Linked DNA regions of Mus musculus: region 1 is linked to region 2. A link is a contact called in ENCODE Hi-C or POLR2A ChIA-PET data. All regions are on one chromosome and are shown on one strand. The core of a region is the stretch at or near the end of the contact, and the rest is flanking DNA. Distances in the headings are between cores, read along the strand shown. Region 1 overlaps Zfp365 (zinc finger protein 365). Region 2 holds the start of Rtkn2 (rhotekin 2).

Region 1 (4,264 bases), core at 1,431-3,930, 86 kb before region 2:
GAGGAAATGAACATCAAATGTTATTTCCTAAATATATCATTTCTAAAATGAGACCATATGAAGACCAAGCCCACAAGCATCCCCAAGGCCATCTACCATCGGGATGATGTCCGTTCCAAGTACCATGCAATAAAATATCTGCTGGTACTTTGTGGCAGGGCTCAGAGTGCCTTCATTGGGAACATAAATTGATGATTATCGTATTGCGATCCAGATGTCATCATTCCACTTACAGGGGAAGCCCGGGGTATTGCCAGCCGTAGCTTCCCACCCTCTCTCTTGAGCAGCTCTGAGTAGGATGATGTCATATCACATCTTTGAGCAGGTTCAGTAAATAAACAGTGAAGAAAATGTCAGGGAATGGCCTTCTTGGAGTTTGGACCAGGGGCTGTCGAGGGAGGGCGGGGGGGGGGGTGTGTTATGATGTGCTTAGTATCAGTGGAGGATTGGGTCCCACATCACCTCAGGACACCAAGAGCCATGAATACAGAAGTACCTTATATTCCCCACCCCACCCCCATACCTACAAGATGCATCGAAACTTTTGACAGTGTCACATGACGCTGTCATCTGCAAAGTTCACATTAGCAAACTCAAGTTGTACAAGTCACCCACACACAAAACCACAAACTGTTTTAAGTAAGTTTATAAGTCACAGAGAGAACTCAGCTACAGTCTGGTCATGGGCCCGGCACACCTGCAAGTCTAAATCATCATTAAATTGTTTACAATGCCTAATAAGGTGCAAAGAATGCATAAGTCACCGTCATTTACACACAATGGAGCTGGCCAGGCAGTGGTGGTGCATGCCTTTAATCCCAGCACTCAGGAGGCAAAGGCAGAGGCAGGCAGACCTGTGGGAGTTTGAGGTCAGCCTGGTCAATAGAATTTCAGAACAGCCAGAGCTACACCAAAAAACACTGTAACAACAACAAGAAGAAACACTGTCTTAATAATAATAATAATAATAATAATAATAATAATAATAATAATAAATAAAATAATAAATAATGGGACTGGAGAGAAGAAACCCCAGGAATCATTGCAGAAGAAGGGCAGAAAGATCGTAAGAGCCCAAGGAAAAGGGAGTTGGTTATGGGACTGTGTCTCTTAGAAATGCCAGAGAGGCTACACCCATTGAAGTCTCATCAACGTGGCTGCCTAAACATGACCTGAACTACTATGATACAGAAGGAGAAAAACCCCCACATATCCTCAATCCTAGACAAAAAATCTATGGGCAACTAGGTATTATTGAAAGAAGGAAGAATGTGTCGATTGACTATCTGTCTTGGTTAGGGTTTTACTGCTGTGAACAGACACTATGACCAAGGCAACTCTTCTAAGGACAACATTTAATTGGGGTTGGCTTACAGGTTCAGTGTTTCAGTCCATTATCATCAAGGTGGGAAGCATGGCAGCATCCAGGCAGGCATGGTGCAGGAGGAGCTGAGAGTTCTACATCTTCATCTGAAGATAGCTCGGAGAATATTGACTTCCAGGCAGCTAGGGTGAGGGTCTTAAAGTCCTCACTCACAGTGACACACTTCCTCTAAGAAGGCTATACCTCCTAATAGTGCCACTCCCTGGGTCAAGCATATTCAAACCTTCACATTATCCAATACCAAGTGATCAGTCCTGAATTGTCACATGTAGCAGCCATTATACAGACTGAACAAGTGGTACCTGTGTATTTAAGAATATAAACTTATGCATATATGTTACATATATTATATATATAATATATATGATATATATACACATATAATTAAAGAAAAAGTAGCCATGGTTTTGAGAGAGTAAGACATAGGAGGAGCTGAAGAGAGAAAATGAAAATGGAGCGATGATGCAATCACATTGTGATTTTTCTTAAAGCGGTACTCGCTGCTCTTCCAGAAGACCCTGGTGGTTCCTAGTACCACATGGTGGCTAACAGCCATCTCTAGGTCCAGTTCCAATGCACACATATGGTGCACATATATCCATGTGCACACATAGTCATACACACGAAAGTAATGACAAGGTTGGAGTGGTGGTGCACTCCTTTGATCCCACCCAGTGTTTGGAGATAGGCTGGCTTCTATGGGTTCCTGGCTGGACTAGCCTACATAGTGTGTTCCAGGCCATCCAGAGATGATGATGATGATGGCCACTACAACAATAATATTTATTATTTATTGCTTATTCAGTTATTTTTTCCAAATAATTATGTTGTGCAGATGGCTGGACCCATGGTGATTGGGCCTATAGGCTTCTACATTCTAGGCATGCTGTTTTGAACTGCCGCAGGTCTGGCGGAACTGGCCCTCCACCTTGTCTTAAGTTTTGTAATAAGTAATGGTCCTATGCACCCTCCTGTTCAGACCAAGACCTCCAGGTCGTTCCTGATGCCCCTGCCCTCTCTCCTCACCTCAGTGGCCCTCCAGCGGCTCCCAACGGCCTCTTCAGGTCTACTCCAAGGCATATCCTCTTGAATCCTCTCTCCTCCTCTGCTGCTCCCTCCCAAGTACTTCCTCTCTGCTCCTATCACAAGAGCCTCTGACCATCTCTCCTTCTGATGCCCTTCCGCCCGCCCTCAAAGCCTTCCCCTGCTTCCCTGCGCGCTGGGAATAGACCCTCCCTGCACGCTGGGAATGCTCCTCTTGCAATCTGCAGCTCTCTGGCATTGCCTCCTACCATGCAACCGTGCCAAGTTTGTTCCTTCCATCCGTGATACACTGTCCTTGCCTGGAACATCTTGCTTCTGGCTTTCCACAGAAAGTTATCCAAGGCAAAGTCCAAGACTAGGGAGCTTTAGGTCCATTGCCCCAAAGCAATGCCCCTCCCCGAACACCTCGAACATACTCGTCTTCAACCATCTCTGCAGTAGTTACCATGCAGGAACGCCATGACTGATTTGCTCGCTGTCCCCTCCACACAAGAGAAAAAGGACTTGTTTGTTTTGTTCTTGGCATCAGAACCTCATAAGCACTGTGCCCTCAATAAATACGTGTTAAGTGCATTGCTGCTAGCCCTCAATTAACAGCCAGGAGGTAATGAATGCAGTACTTAAAACAAGATTATCTAAGCTGCAAGCCTATATCTGAGTGGTTCTGAGCATTAATTTTTTTTTTTTTGGCAGATGGGATATTAGGTCACTTTGTGTCTAATCTGACAGCGTTTTTCAGAGCACAAAGATAAAAAATCTGAGTAAGCAACCTATATTTTTAGAAGCCAGCCAGGTGGAAAAAAAGAACACAGATGCCCAAGGGGATTCAGGGAAAGATGCGGAATGCCAAACGTTGTTTCAGAAAAGGCACAGAAGGTGAAGGGGGACAAAGCATCCCCAGAAGGACGCAGGGCTAACAATCACCTCTGGAAGAGGCAGCCCACTTAGCGATGTGAAGACTGCCCTTCCCTCTGAAGTGGCCTTTCTAGGGGAAAGGGAATGAGGGCGGGCAGCAGCAGCGGCAGGAGAGCAGTGGATCATCATGGATCATCATCTTGCATCCTGCAGTGTGGGCTGGAGGGTGGGAAAAGCGGAGTGATTTTCTCATCACCCTGGCGGAGGGATATGGAAGTGCTGGCAGGGAGAGATGAGACATGTCTGCATCTCCTGTGTGGTACTAGGTAACTGTTCTGGGTCAGTCCAGAAGCCGGGTAAGATGGGAGCTCTGTAACACACTACGCTGGGCCAAATCCTGATTCAAAGTTCTTCTTGCTAAAAACAGCCAAGCTATTCTGTCTCCATATTGGCATTCAGTGTGAGAGAGCAGACACAGCTCTCTGATTATATCAAAGACATGGCTCCTTATTTTATAGACGGGTGCATATGACTATGATGAGAGTAAGAGGAAGGGGGAGGAGAGGAAAGGGGGGAGATGGGGAGTGAAAGAGAGATAGAGAGAGAGAGGGAGGGAAAGGAGGGAGGGAGAACAAGGGAGAGGGGGCATGCCCACTCCCACTGTAGAGTCTGCAGACAGCCCAACTTGACCCAAGGAAGAGTTGGCGAAGACACAAAGCAAGAGGATAAACTATCAATACGTGTGCCTAATCTCTTCTGAATTCACTCTGTACTCTGGGTCCATCCAAAGCCAGAGCAACAATCTACATCAATTAGGCCGGTCCTTTCATTACCGCGTGATCACGCCAGCCACTCAGCTCTCATATCTAAACTGCTCATTACAATCTCTACTGCATGGAGCATCATTTGGATTAGCCAGTGATTCCTTCGGTTGAGCCAGCTGGCTGGAGGCAGATCATGTGACTGAGCCAGGAAACAGAC
Region 2 (3,880 bases), core at 760-3,259:
ACTATGTTTGCTGAAACTAGCAGTAACAAAAAAGAAAAAAAAAAAGCTTGAGGATAAATAAGGAAACAGAAATCCTATTCTGAGGTACTTTAATCACCAGCTGGCTTAAGCACTTCCGGGACACATCCCCTGATGACTTAGAAAGAGATAGGCCCACATCATTTCTTCTACAAAGAGAAAGGTCTTTCATAGCAACTATCTATAGTCTATAGGTAAGAACCCACACACATCCTCTTCTAGATTTCTTCCTAGGATTATTAAACCTGCGATACTCAGCCACCAGTATTTCCACATTGGTGATCAATTTGAAACTGGTGTATCATTTTGGTTTTCTCTCTCAGGGTGTTTTAATCTGAGTTTGAATACAGTGTATATTATGTGGTAAACGCTGCATGTCTGAAGATCATCTCTCTGTGTCTATTTCGTCTGTGTGTGTGTGTGTGTGTGTGTGTGTGTGTGTGTGTGTGCATGTTTTTGTTTGTGAGTCAGGTGTAATGCCCAGTTCCTGCAGCTCATGTTTGTAGTGCATAATTGCACCACAAAGCAGCAGCACAAGAGACTTGTGCGCTAGGTCAAAGGGCACTTCATGAGAATGGAATTCAGACCTGGGTTTGGAGGCACCTGTGTGAGTTGAGTGTTGGTAATTTTGAGTTTCTTGTGCTTTTACAACGGTGGGTCATTACAGACTGCAAAAGTAAGAGGAAAAGCACTCCTAACTGGATAGCAGCTTCTAGAATCACCTAGTCCAGAGCCTCTCAACCAGGCACTTATCCATTTGAGAGGAAGGAATATATACATATACATATATATATACACACACACACACATATATGTATGTATACACACATATATAAACATACATGTATATATCATATATATTTATATGCATATAAACATATGTATATATTTATACGTATATGCATATATATTTATACATATATGCGTATATATACATACACACAAATTTTCCCTCCCCCCCTCTGTATTCAGTGTAGGGGGGCGGTATGCCCATGTCCTGGCGCATATGTAGATATTACTTTTGGGAGCTGGTTCTCTCCTTCCACCACTTGGATCCTGGGGATTGGAACTTAGGCGGGGAGGTTTGGCATTAGGTGGGCACCATTCCTTGCTGAGCCATCTCACTGGCACACTCAGTTTCTTTTTAAGAAGTCCATCTTTCAACTGACTGCTTTAACAAGGAGGTCTGTAAGTAAGATGACCATATCATTGAAAGTCCACTTTGGAACAAGTGAGATGTCCCCAAAATAAACAGGGTCATTCTGTTTATAAAAGGAGCCTTGCCCAGGCCTTTAATGAGGGTGGTGTAGGAGAGTTGATTTGGTAGAGTCTTCCCTCAGGAGGAAAATGTCCAAAGCCCTACACATTTCCGGTACAAGATATGTCAAGGGGTAATTTTAAACACTTTACAAGGGTGTGTACATCCTCTAATTAAAAGTCTAAGCTGGATAGTTCAGTGGTGGACCAGTTGCTCACTGTGCTTAAGGCCTCGAGTTCAGCATTTCAGCATCTCCCCTTCCTCTTTCTTAATAAAAGCCTGTGCTAATAACGACCAGGCTTCTGGATAGTGTTGTCTGCTGTCACTTTAGAAGCGAACAAACCCGGGGACAGAAGTACTCGCAAAATGTGTCTGTCTGCCCAGCCTTCAAGAGCATGATCTTTGAGTGCAGCCATGTTTGAGAGACAGATAATGGATCCTTATATCCCTGATTGGTCTGTCGGGTCCGGTCAGTTCATGCCTTTAAACAACTTCGGGCGGGATGCAAGAAGAAGGCGCACTTTAAACCTGACAAGAAAACCACCTGCCAAAGATTTCTATGGCGAGCCTTCTCTAAGGCTCCACCCCGCCCACCAGTTGAGGCCCCGCCCACTAGCCGACAAAACCCAGGCGGGTTCAGGCCCCGCCTGCCACAGACCCCACCCACCCGGACTTGCTCTTCGTATTTAGGCCCCGCCTACCACACAACAGGCCCCGCCCACTCCCCGCCCTCGCTTAAGCCCTGCGGTAGCAGAGGGTCTGTTCAGAGTCTCGGGTCTCCGTGCTGTTTTAAAGACAGAGAGGCTCCTAGTACGCTTGCGCGGCGTCGTGGGCCGGGTTCCCCTGCAGACCAGACTTGGTACGGCCGAGCGGTTGGTGCAATCTGCAGCTGCAGCCCTGGGGCGCGCTTTTCAAATCGGCCGTGCCTTGCACCGAGATGGAGGGGCAGCTGCTGAGGGGTCTCGCCGCGCAGCAGGTGAGCGAGGCAGGGGACTGGAGAGCTGCAGCCTGGGCCGAGACCGAGAGCCGGGCGAGCTCCGCGGCTTGCACGCCTGAAGGGTGCACCGAAGGAGGAGAGCGAGGCCGGGGGCAACAGGAGGACGCCGGGGCCCATCCCACCTGCCGGTCTTCCAAGGCTTGCAGGGGAGGTGATGCTCCGGGAGTCGGTGCTCGAGTTGCTCCCCGGCCCGCGCAGCTGGGCGTGTAATGCAAGGTGCTGCTTGTAGCCGTGTGAGCCAGCATCAAACTGTGGGGCGCCGCGGGGTGAACGCTCAAATGGCATGTTCTTAGCTTTCCAGGAAGGTGTAAGTTTAAACATGGATACATGCACAAATACTAGGAAAAAAGGAGGACGAATCCAGTGTTTGTTTGTTTTTTAGCTATCTAAAATATGTTCAAAATCTTTTACACTTAGTGTAGTCGAGAATATTTCTTGGGAACCCCAGTCAAGTGTTAAAAGTATTCTTCCTGTTCATTATTTTAGTATTTTAATGAAAAGAAACCCCTTATATCCTTGTAGCGACATCTTCATTTTAATTTTAATTTTCACCTCTTACCGGCTCCTGAAGTATAGTAGTTCGAACCATATACTCTTGCCAGATTTGTGGGTCGAGGCGAATACTGCAGGATCATAGAATTTCTTTAGTAGATGCAGTATTGTTAGGAAGTCCTCTGTAATTCTCTGGAATGTTGAGCCAGGCTTTGTTTGAGTTATTGTGCAAACCATATTAGTAGTCACAAGACGTGTTTGCTACAAACATACACAAAACTTTCAACTTTCTTGTGAAATATTTCTTATTTTTGTTATGTATTCTAGGTATCCTATTTGCCTTTGTCAAAGGGTAGCCTTGAACTCCTAAAACTCCTCTTGCCTCCACTTTCCTACTATGGACTTTATAGGGCTGCCACACCGAGCCTGACTTAAGATGGAGTGGAGCTGGGTTCTAACCCAGTGCCTTGTGCATTCTAGACAAGCCCTCAATCAGCAGAGCCACACCCCACGCCTATGTTGATGGTTAACACAGCCTCTATTTCTACTGAACTAAATGGAGATCTGTTAAGTTTCTTTTTTTGTTGTTGTTGTTTTGTTGTTTTGTTTGTTTTCGAGACAGGGTTTCTCTGTGTAGCCCTGGTTGTCCTGGAACTCACTCTGTAGACCAGGCTGGCCTCGAACTCAGAAATCCGCCTGCCTCTGCCTCCCGAGTGCTGGGACCAAAAGTGTGCGCCACCATCACCCAGTATCTGTTGAGTTTCTTATGGGGATTGTGTGAGTGCTGGTGTGGCCATCCAAGTGTGCTATTAGTGCGACAGTGACATTCAAGAATGCTACAGAAGAGAAAAGAGGATAACAGAGCTGAGTGTATGGAAGGGAAATATGTGTGTGTGTGTATGTGTGTGTACATATATATGTATATATGTGTGAGTGTGTATGAATGATGCATATAATTTCAATATATATAGCAAATATATTAAGGCTTATTTATGTAAATATGACAAGATAGTAATTTCTAATCCTAATATCAAAACATAGAATTGGCTTTTGTTTGGGTCTTGAAGATAAGCAACAAAATGTTAATGGGTTTCAACTTCACAGGAATACTGAGT

What was found. Hi-C counts contacts between places; a loop is a spot of excess contacts on that map. ChIA-PET counts read pairs that join two places held with the same protein, here RNA polymerase II (POLR2A).
Region 1: a map of left cerebral cortex shows a loop between it and region 2 (3-fold over the local background). The contact joins the enhancer-like site here to the promoter of Rtkn2 in region 2. A Hi-C loop is called at or near these places in 1 of 37 maps with a recorded cell type or tissue (left cerebral cortex). POLR2A ChIA-PET finds 5 or more read pairs at or near these places in 1 of 5 experiments (Patski).

Annotation. Positions count from the first base shown.
Region 1 is chr10:67,890,749-67,895,012 of GRCm38, forward strand. The region is part of intron 3 of Zfp365 (zinc finger protein 365); the gene reads right to left. Among named protein-coding and RNA genes, the nearest start is that of Zfp365, 20 kb to the right of the region's middle. Within about 2 kb of position 2,681, at least 1 of the 3 ENCODE cell types and tissues checked has a DNase peak (open chromatin) inside an H3K27ac peak, as active enhancers do; it is left cerebral cortex, where a contact is called at or near this core.
Region 2 is chr10:67,977,561-67,981,440 of GRCm38, forward strand. Rtkn2 (rhotekin 2) reads left to right here and starts at 2,010. Exons shown (of 12, transcript NM_001359319.1): 1 at 2,010-2,252. The coding sequence starts at 2,214.